Regions from separate parts of the Homo sapiens genome. Here region 1 is linked to region 2. Evidence: read pairs that join two places in POLR2A ChIA-PET (ENCODE). Cell type or tissue: PC-9. All regions are shown on one strand. Each heading gives the region's core, and the rest is flanking DNA. Links, peaks and the distances in the headings are about the cores only. Region 1 overlaps SLC23A1 (solute carrier family 23 member 1). Region 2 has its middle 5.0 kb from the start of CXXC5.

What was found. ChIA-PET counts read pairs that join two places held together with the same protein. Peaks named below come from ENCODE experiments on the same cell type or tissue, not always from the same donor. Only the 100,000 strongest peaks of a DNase experiment are listed, where the experiment ranks them.
Region 1: POLR2A ChIA-PET joins it to region 2 with 5 read pairs; 3 of 35 experiments call an interaction of 5 or more read pairs at or near these places.

Annotation. Positions count from the first base shown.
Region 1 is chr5:139,370,849-139,376,218 of GRCh38, forward strand. SLC23A1 (solute carrier family 23 member 1) reads right to left here. Exons shown (of 15, transcript NM_005847.5): 14 at 1,139-1,405. The coding sequence ends at 1,158. Among named protein-coding and RNA genes, the nearest start is that of SLC23A1, 9.8 kb to the right of the region's middle. In PC-9, for the core only: CTCF peaks have their summits at 3,095 and 3,378; a DNase peak (open chromatin) is centred at 2,993; H3K27ac peaks cover 2,201 bases.
Region 2 is chr5:139,640,653-139,646,022 of GRCh38, forward strand. No RefSeq gene overlaps it. Among named protein-coding and RNA genes, the nearest start is that of CXXC5, 5.0 kb to the right of the region's middle. In PC-9, for the core only: no CTCF peak of the experiment used is centred there; DNase peaks (open chromatin) are centred at 2,579 and 2,919; H3K4me3 peaks cover 962 bases; H3K27ac peaks cover 2,005 bases.

The DNA of each region.
Region 1 (5,370 bases), core at 177-5,176, 270 kb before region 2:
GGGAGGTCAAGGTAGGTGGATCATTTGAGGTTAGGAGTTTGAGACCAGCCTGGCCAACATGGTGAAACTCCATCTCTACAAAAATAAGCTGGGCATGGTGGTAGACGCCTGTAATCCCAGCTACTCAGAAGGCTGAGACAGGAGAATTGCTTGAACCCGGGAGGTGGAGGTTGCAGTGAGCCGAGATGGCGCCACTGCACTCCAGCCTGGGCGACAGAGCAAGACTCTGTCTCAAAAAAAAAGGAAAAGGGAACTCTAGCCAGACTTCCTGGATGTGAATCCTGTGATCATGGGCATATCACTTAACCTTTCTGTACCTTCCTTTCCACATCTCTAAAATAGCAGTAATAACTGTCTCTGGATTATGTGAGTAGTTAATATATATAAGTACTTAAGACATAGAAAGTCCTGTTTTAAGTGTTGTTATTTTTACTATTAAGGAGTCATCTAGGCTAACCTCTCTTTTTGGGAACTTTTCTTGTCTGTCTGAGGGAACGTGCACATTGAACCCACTTCAGTGTTTAGTAGAGAGCCAGGCATCTGCATTACAGATAGTGATGGAAGGTTTCCGAGCATCAGCTGCCCATGCGTTCTGAAGACCTAAGGACAAAGTGTCACCTCATCAGGGCTTGTACAGGCATCGTTTTAGGATAAAGGCATCCTGTTTTAAAGGGTTTTAATTTTATGACGTTATTGAGACAAGGCAGTGTATATGAGAGGATTTTTCCTGTTCTTGTGCTGCATTTCTCAACATTTTCCATGTCGCATATCAAAGTGATACTTGTTTAGCATACTGGAGTACAAGAATGAGGCTGCCAGTGGCTAGAGTTCTTAGCTCAAGGACTCCAATTGGCCCAGATTCTGCCCAGGTGTCTGGAAGGCTAGAGGATCTGCATTTCAGCATACTTGTAGCCTCTTAGTGGCCCACACTAGTTGGGAAGTTCTGCTGTTACTATGAAATGGTAAAGGAATTCCACCCAAAATCCGTATGTTGACTTTTTACCCAGCTCACCTTCTCTTTGAGGACATTCAAACAGTTTACAAGAAAGAGAACTGAGTAGTTTGGTTTTTCTTTGGTTAAAGCATAAGAATGTTTTGATTATTCAACCCTCCCACAAAAACCATAGACACATCCTACCTTTCCTGGAAGTCATTTTTCAGACCTTGGTGCACACAGATGCAGTTTCTGTATTTTCTGGAGTGTCTTCTGGAATTGCAATCTGATCTTTTGAACTTGAAGAAAATCCTTTGAAGACTGGGCAGATAGGAATGTATTTCAGAAAGGTAATTCTTTTTACTATGCCCATCCCAATGGGGAAATCGTAGCTCTTGAGGCTGGAAGACATGTCACTGTTGGCATGAGCCCCAGCTTTCCACTGTATCAGACCACGCTCCTCTGGGCTCCCTGGAAGAGGATAGTGAGGTCATTTACCAAGGCCAGCAACCCTCAGCCACCCCCACTTCCCATAACCCAGTCCTAAGGCAGACTTCTGGAATCAAGTATCTTCCTTAACTATCATTTGGTCCTAAAACGTGGCTGAATCTATGGTTTCTGAGCTCCTAACTTGGCCAGAGCTCTAAGGAACACTAAAGGATACTAGTTATAGTAGTATTTATTGTGTAACTACAGTGTGCCAGGCTCTGTGCTAAGTGCTTTAATTTCATTATCTTGTTTCTTGAAAACATACCCCTGGGAGATGTATAGACACCATTGTACAAATTTTTATTTTATTTTATTTTATTTATTTATTTTTTTGAGACAGTCTCGCTCTGTTGCCCAGGCTGGAGTGCACTGGCACGATCTCGGCTCACTGCCACCTCCTCCTCCCGGGTTTAAGCGATTATCCTGCCTCAGTCTCCTTAGTAGCTGGGATTACAGGCATGCACCACCATGCCCAGCTAATTTTTGTATTTTTAGTAGAGACGGGGTGTCACTATGTTGGTCAGGCTGGTCTTGAACTCCTGACCTTGTGATCTGCCTGGCTTGGCCTCCCAAAGTGCTGGGATTATAAGCGTGAGCCACTGTGCCCGGCCTATACAAAATTTTAAGATGAAGAAAGGGACAAAAAGTTAAGTAATTGTGAACCTAAATCTGTGAGTATGTGGTAATGTGTGTTAGGCCCATGGGGACCAAATCAAGTCCAGATTGCGTTCTGGGGGTAAGGGAGGCATATTTTGAAACACTATAATCAGTGTTAATATTTCATATTATGATTCCATATGTGAAAAACTCATTTTTATAATACAAACTTCAGAAAGTCAAGCTAAATAAAATCTTTGGAGGTAGGGATACACCAAATAATTTGTTTTTTTGTGTTGTGTTTTTTTTGTTGTTGTTGTTGTTTTTGAGACAGAGTCTTGCTCTGTTGCCCAGGATGGAGTACAGTGGGTTGATCTCGGTTCACTGCAACCTCTGCCTCCCAGATGCAAGCGATTCTCCTGCCTCAGCCTCCCGAGTAGCTGGGATTACAGGTGTGACCCACCACGCCCGGCTAATTACTGTAATTTTAATAGAGATGAGGTTTCACCATGTTGGCCAGGCACTGGTGTCGAACTCCTGACCTCAAGTGATCAGCCCGCCTTGGCCTTGCAAAGTTCTGGGATTATAGGTGTGAGCCACTGAGCCGGGCTAGTAATTTTTACAACTAGGAATTCTCCCTCAGGTGGGGCAGGGTCACATGAGATCTCAGGTTTTCACAAGAGGGCTGGGATCGACAAAGACTGAAATACTATAAATCTAGCAGGAGTGGGAATTTCCACTTGCTGGCAGCCCAGGCTGAGAACAAACCCATGAGTAGCACAAACCAAGTTATGTTCCAAAATCTCACAGGAGAGGGCACTGAGGGAAGGTGGAGTCCCTAGGGAAGACTACCTGGAAGAGACACTGTTTGGGCTTGGCTCTACAAAGGGCACACACAGTCTGGAAGAGAAACCTTGATTGGGCTTGGCTGTACAAAGGGCACACACAGTGGGCACAGTAGAGTGGGATGAGCCATAGGTGTGGCGTAGGACTATGTTTCTGGTGTCCGATTACCTCGCACCACTGCCAAGACACACATGGCAGCCAGCCCAGAGCTCCCTCTAGCAGACCAGTCAGCCTGCCCACTACATCCCAACCTTCAGTGCCTTCTGTACTTCTCCAAGCCCCCTCCTTTTTCCTAGGCCTCACCTACTCTCCCTCATCAGTAAACCCTCCCAATAACTCCAGCCCGGCTTCCTTGACTTCATTGCTTGCTTAAATCTAGTTTTACCACCTATCTTGTGCCAGGAGCTCCTCTAAACAAATTGTTACTGACTTACACTTTTTGGCATATCCTCCTCAGTGTCTGATTCAGGGCCAAGCTGGTAAGCTCTAGCAGCATGTGCTGAACTAAACGGACTGCCCTCTAAGGTTGGGCTCTGGATAGGTAAAGACAAAGAGCACCCTGTGTCTACTAAAAATACAAAAAATTAGCCAGGCGTGGTGGCGGGCACCGGTAGTCCCAGCTACTCGGGAGGCTGAGGCAGGAGAATGGTGTGAACCTGGGAGGCACAGCCAAGATTGCGCCACTGCACTCCAGCCTGGGCGACAGAGCGAGACTCCGTCTCAAAAACAAAACAAACAAACAAACAAAAAAAACAAATGCAAAATGGCCCATCCCCAGCAGGAAGTTAAGGGCTGGAAAAGGCTTTTGCTATTCCATGGTTAAGGACAGGGTTTTGAGCCAGCTAGACCTTAGTTTGAATCCAGGTTGTGTGACCTTAGGCAAGTGACAACCCCCCTGAGCTTTAGGTTCCTCAGTGGATACTGAAGACTGCTGAGCTTATGTGGCATGACACACAGGATGATTCCTGGCAGGGACAGTTGTGATGCTCAGGTGGGTTGAAATGTGGGGTATAAGGGACTCAGGCAGTTCTGCAGCTGTTGTTAAGGATGACTGGATAGCTTAAACTAGCCACCCAAGTCACAAAGAAGCCTCTTCATGTACAGATGCCTACCCAGATGCTCTCCATCTCCTCATATTCCCTAGGCATTGAGGCTGCCACTTGACTGTCTCAGGCCCATAGGATGGTCTGTTCCAGCCCCCAGTCTAGCATCCTCTAAATGGGCAGGGGTACCATGTTCAAATAGCCACCCATCCATCGAAGGGACAGCTGCTACCAAGAGCACCTTCCTTTGATTCTGCCTAAAATCCTACGGGGAACCCTGGCCCTCCTCTGTCCTCCCCAGCCCCAACCCACCAGCTGTTCAGAGACAGCCTCTGACACCTATGTTATGTGAACATGAACACTTGGATCTTGAGAGAGAGGGAGGCAGACAGGACCTGTGGCTGTGATCAGGCTGGTAAGTGACAAAATGGAGGCCCATCATCTTGCTACTACCATCCCTTATGTCCCTATACTGATGCAGTCATTAACTCCCATCTCCATGGAGCCTTCCCCAGTCCTGCAGCCCAGGTCCCCTGAAACCCTCCAGCAGAGGCAGTATGGTGCAGTGGATGGGACACAGGCCATTGACTGCGTCAGATGGATGTTGTTAAAAATCCCAGATTTAGCCAGATGGTATATAGCATGCACCTGTACTCTCAGCTCTTCAGGAGGCCGAGACAGAAGGATTGCTTGAGTCCAGGAGTTTGAGGCTGTAGTATGCTATGATCACACCTGTGAATAACCACTGCACTCCAGCCTGGGCAACATAGACCCCCATCTTAATTTAAAAATAGAGGCTAGGTGTGGTGGCTCACGCCTGTAATCCTAGCACTTTGGGAGGCCAAGGTGGGCGGATCACCTGAGGTCAGGAGTTTGAGACTACCCTGGCCAACATAGTGAAACCCTGTCTCTACTAAAAATACAAAAATTAGCTGGGTGTGGTGGTGCACACCTGTAATCCCAGCTACTTGGGAGGCTGAGGCAAGAGAATCGGTTGAGCTCAGGAGGCGGAGGTGGCAGTGAGCCGAGATCACGCCATTGTGCTCCAGCCTGGGTGACAAGAGCAAGACTCCATCTCAAAAAAAAAAAATTGAGGACAGGTGTGGTGGCTCACACCTATAATCCCAGTACTTTGAGAGGCTGAGATGGGAGGATCACTTGAGCCCAGGAGTTCAAGACCAACCTTGGCAATAAAGTAAGACCCCGTCTCTACAAAAAATTCAAAAATTAGCCGGGCATGGTGGCATGCACCTGTGCACCGGTAGTCCCAATTATTTGGGAGGCTGAGGCAGGAGGGTCACATAAGCCCAGGAGTTTGAGGCTGTAGTGAGCTATGATTGTGCCACTACACTCCAGTCTGGGTGATAGTCTGAGACCCTGTCTCAATTAAAATATACATCCCAGATTTGCGATGTTTTAATTTTTTTTTTGAGATGGAGTCTCACCCTGTCACCCAGGCTG
Region 2 (5,370 bases), core at 231-5,230:
ATGGATCCCTGTGTGTGGGGAGGAATGAGGGTGCCTCAGTGGACAGGGCTGGGGGATGGAGAGGAGCATTGGTGCCAGTTGACAGACTGCCCCAAGACACACTGAACCCAGCACCAGCCTAGGGGGTCCCAGGGCAGGGAGGAAGAAGTGACTGGGAGGTGGGCAGTGGCTTTGTAATCAGAGATGGCCTGGCGGGCTAAGGCGGCAGCTTGGGGCTGGGGTTTAAAATAGCGCCTTGGCCTGGCTAGGACCTGCCCGGGATCGGGTTCGGGTCACCCGCAAGGCAGTGTGGCCACCACCATCCGGCTCGGGTTTCTTGCCTTCCCAGATGATTTGGCGGTGGAGGAGGGGGCTCACCCAGGCAGATGGATCTAAGGAAAGGAATCCAGGTGTGGCCACTAGAGCCCCCACAGCAGGCCCTGGTCCATCTCTCTTTTTCCTGTGCCCTTCCCCCCGACATGGAACAGACTTGGTCCAGCCACATCCCGATGCCTTCCCTAAACATTTAGCACCAACTGGGACCAGGCCCTGGACAGCATGGAGATGGGTAAGGCCTTATCCCTCTCCTGAGCCCCAGGAGTGCACAGAGGGAGAGATCAGTATGCATTGTGATCCTGTCGCTCCCATGTTTCACTGATGTCCCAGACTGACTCTGAAAGTCCCTAGGCCTGAGGAAAAAAAACCCCTCCCAGGCTGCAGCAAGAGCGGAAGGTGGAGCCTCAGGTAAGCCTTCCACCTGAGAAAATGGCTGCAGTGGGGAGGGGAAGATGTCCTCAAAAGCTAGTGATCATCCTAGAACATTCCCTAGGATGGTCCACTCCCCTAGTGTTCCCTGGAGGGAGTGACCAAACAGAGTGATCTCCCCCATCCCTCACCCCTCCAGCAAAGATCTCAGGCATAGGTCTAAGAGTGTATTCTGGTAATTCTGTCTCCAAGTAGGGTGCCCACTTCCTCAGGCCAACTCAAGGAACAGGGAAAGGGATCAGGGGATATGAAGGGGGTGTCCCCTCTTTAGTATTTCAAGGGAAGTAGATAGTTACAGCCCTACCATTCCCCATTAGGCCATTTGAAAGGGAAAAAAGTTACTTCCAACAATAAACAGTTCCATCTAACCACAGCCCCACTGCTGCACTCTCCCTTGCTGTAGTCTCTGGGCCTCTGGACACAGTTGCAGTCTCTGGGCAGTGGCCTTTGGAGCCTGGCAGGTAGGGATTCTCTTCACTTTCTCCTCCTTCCCCTGGATTGAGGTGGGTGACACAGGAGGCCAGCCAGCTCAGGACCAGATCCCCTCTCTCTAGCTGGAGCAATAGCCAGCCCTCCTGACGGAGCTCACATATATCTAAAACATCGTCTTGTAGATCTTAATGATTTCTCAACAGCCCCTGATTGAAGCATGCCCAATTTAGCAATGCCGTAAGTAACTTTTTATATTTCCTTAGGGAATCATTTCACTTATGAATCTTTTCTGAATCTGCAATCTCGATTAAAAGTTGATGTTGTTTTTTCTCGTCTCCTCGGCTTCTGAGATGCCTCCCTAGTGAAAAGGGTGGTAGCACCATCAATCCTCCTCATTAGTCTGTCTGGAGAATTTTTCTTGAGGGTGGGGTGGGGGACAGCAACCAAGTCTCCTCTGTCGTGGCACCTAGCGGGGTGTGACCTGGGGGAGGGTTGCCCTCGGGGAGGGGCTCGGAGAGGTGGGGGGGGCATTGACCGTCTCCTGCCCACATACACTCCCCCATCTGCCCCCATCTCAGGGGCCCCTGACAGTGTTTCCGTGGGAGAGAGGGGTTGTCCAGCCCATTCTGCCTTTAGGGTGTGTCCTCACACCTGTAGCTTAGGAATTTGAGGAGAGGGCTGAACCCCATTCAAGGCTCAGCTTGATAGCACAAAACTGGACCAAATCCAAGCTCTTTCCTGTACAGCCGCCATAGCCTGGGTGAATCAGTCATTCCCCTCTCAGAGCCTCAGTTTACTTATTTGCAAAGTGGGAATGAGATTGCTAAACAGATGACCTAGCATGCTGGTGAAGGGATCACTTAACACAGTGCCTCTACAAAGGGTCCTGTCCCAATTCTGAACAGTATCTAGTTCTTTTCCTCATCTCATTCACCTTCTAGTCCTGGTGACGCCTTTGAGGTGGAGTGAGTGGGTCTGGCATAATTATCTCCAGGAGGAGAAAGGACTGGTGGGATTGGGACTTGCCCAGGGGTTGCCCCAGGAAGCCCACCCAGAGGCCTGCCTCTCCTGAGAGGCAAAGGGCAGGGATGCAAGACGGCTGGATGGCAGACGAGGATGAAAAGCTTCCGGATTCGAAGGAAGCAGCGTCCCCACAGAAAGCCCTCCTGCTCCCCTCCCTGTTGCTAGCTGGGGGAAGGACTTGCCCAGGTGCTGGGACGTCTGGCTCTGACCTCTAACCTTTGACTTCTGGGCTGGGATGGGCATTCTCAGGACCAGAGTCATGACTGGGGGTGGGGCCCAGGGCACCCAGCGGCGGCTGGGCTCTGGGAGTTAACGATTTACGAGGGGCCCTTTCTTGAGGCCTCCCTCCTCCCAGGCCTGGCAGGCAACCCGTGACTGCCCAGGCGGCTAGACACAGAACCAGTCTCACCAGTTCAAAGAGCAGTTCATCCCGGGCCCACCCCCAAGCACTGTCTGAGCACCCCATTCCTTGGAGTCTGAAGGGAAGGGCAGAGTAGGGGGTGGTAGCTGGGGTCTTGGGGCCCCAGGTCTGAAGAGAAAGAGGCTGGGCCATTTTCGGAAGTCTCAGTGCGGGCCATTTCTGACCCTGCACTGCCCTCCAGGACCAGATTTGTAGAGAGGAGGCTGAGCCCCACCCTGCCTCCTCCAGCAGGCCTCCCCCACACCACCACACCCTAGCCTTCAGGCTTTGGGTCGGGCAGGGCACTTTCAGGGCAGGCTGGCTTCTCCTGCCCAGGGCACCCCTCCTCCAGGTGCAGGGCTCCAGATTGGGACACTGTGCCTCTGCCTCCCCTAAGGCCCCATTCAGTTACCTCCCCACCTCTCAGCAATGCTCTCCCTCCCTCTTCCTGAAGTGTGGCAGGGAGGCTGGAGCCACAGCTTTGGCCTCTGGGAGCACTCAGTCCCACTCCCATAGGACAGAGTTGAACCATGATTGTGTCTAGAGAAGCCAAGGGTTATTGTCAGGGGCACAACAGCCCCCAAACTGTCCCTCTCCCCATCAATATCCCATATACAGGCTGAGTTCCCTGTGCCTCACTGAGAACAGGGCTGTATCTGGTTGTCTATGGCGTGTATGTAGCTGTGCCTGGGCAATGGGAAATATAGCTTGCTTCCTGCTTTCTCTCAGCCTCTGTCCCCAGAGTCATTTTGTTCTGGGACTGGAGTCTTCCTTCTGTCCTCATCCCTTCCCCTCTGTTTACACAGGTCAAGGCCAGGCATTGGCCACCAAACTGACTTCTCAGGAATGGGCAAGCCTGGGTTACTTGAGAGACTTGGCTTTTTGAATTTTCATTTCACAGCTCTCTGCTCCTTCAGACGTCATGGGGGTGGGGTGGGGAGGACCTAAAGTCCAGTGGTCAGTGCGTGAGGGCCCAGACCCAAAGGCCCGGGGCCACAGTCTGGTGCGGTTAGGCTCCTCCCTGCCTCTGCCCGTGTTTGCACCCCCAGGCCTGCCCTGGGATTTTGGCTGAGGTCACAGTCCAGCATGACCCCACTGAACACTATCCTGTGCCCTGCCCCAGCAGGCAGGGTTTCAAATGCCTTTGCTCCCATCCTTTGTGATACAGGTGACAGAACTGGGGCCCAAAGAAGGGTAAACCTTAGACTGAGTTCCAAATTGGCCATCTTTATTGGAGATCCTAACTCCCACACTCCTCTCCATGTGGCCATTTCCAGTCACTGGATGTTTAATCAATGACAGATATTAGCAGATAAATGGCAGTCATGGAAAATGCCTCAGACAAGGCATGGATTGAAATCCTGGTTTTGCTACTTTGTAACCTCACACAGGTGTCCAAGCCTGTGGATTTAATAAGCCTATGTTCAAAAAGCAATTAGCATGGTCCCTGACAAGCAAGAGCTCAGAAAGATTCTGGCTACAATTGTTATTACTGGTACCTCTTTGGAGGCCAAGCTTCGGGCCCAAGGCAGGTAGGGGACTCCTCCTTACCTTCAAAGAATTTTCATGGCGGGAGGTGGTGGCGAGGGGACAAGTAGTGAGATGAGCAAATAAAAGCTATTTCTGTGCATTGTGGTCACTGTGGCCATAGGAGGGGTCCCAAAGCCAGATGAAGGACCCAAAGCCAGGCCACAGAGTACATCTGTCCTGTGCATGCACTGCAAAAAGGCACCTAGCAAAGGGAGCTAGGAAGCTGAAAGGCAGTCTGTGACCTCCTTCATGGTTTCCTGTATCTGCCAAAAGTGGGTACCTTTTTCTGATTTGCACAAAGGCTAGTGGTGGCCCTGTAGGTATGGCCCAAACTCAGGCTGGAAGTGGCAGTCTGAGATGGTTCCCAGGTGATATGTGCTCCTGGTCTTCCATGAGGAGTTCATGAGGTGAGCTTGATGAGGCCTATCTTGGCAGAGGGAATGGTACATGCAAAGCTCTGGAAATCTGGAGAGGAGTCTTGGGGTGTCAGAGGGAACTGCCAGTGTTAGATGGCATTGGTCAGCAGGGCCTGGCAGGGAAGAGAGTCAGTTAGGGAAGCCAGGCTGAGTAGGGTAGTCTGTGAGGAACCACTGCAGGATGTGAAGCAGATGAGCCTCACTGGAGGCTGTGGAAAGCCTCCCTAGAATAGCACATGGCCTCAGGGGTTTGAGAACAGCTCTGATGCCAATCTCATTTCAGTTTCCTCATCTGAATAATGGGGATGACATTATTGCAGGGGCTGCTATAAGGGCTAAATAAGATAATGTACCTTAACTGTTTAGCACAATGCCCTGCTCAGGGTAAGGGCTGCACAAATACCAGCCATGGGTATTATCAGCAGGATCCAGGAGAGCACACTCCAGGGTCCCGGGTGGACGCACCCCTCCCTAGAAGACAAGGCTGGTGATGCAGGGGCCATCTCCCCCAGCGGTGCTGGAGACTGAAGGAGCTTCTTCCTGACTTGAAGGCTGATTGGTTCAAAAAACTCAGCAAAAAGTTTAATAGCAAGGTGAGACTTCAATTCTCCTTTTTGAGGTAGGCAGAGGTGGGAGAATAGTGAACCAAGCTTCCCTTCTTCTTGGGGAAGGGGGCTGTGGTGGGGACAGTCTCACCCAAGGGCAGAGATCCTCACCCCATCCTTCCTGGATGTCCCCCGCTTGTCTCATTGGCATCTGTGGTGGAGAGTTCTTTGTGGATGGCTTGCACATGACATTTTCTGTTTCTGTAACACTTTCTGTGTG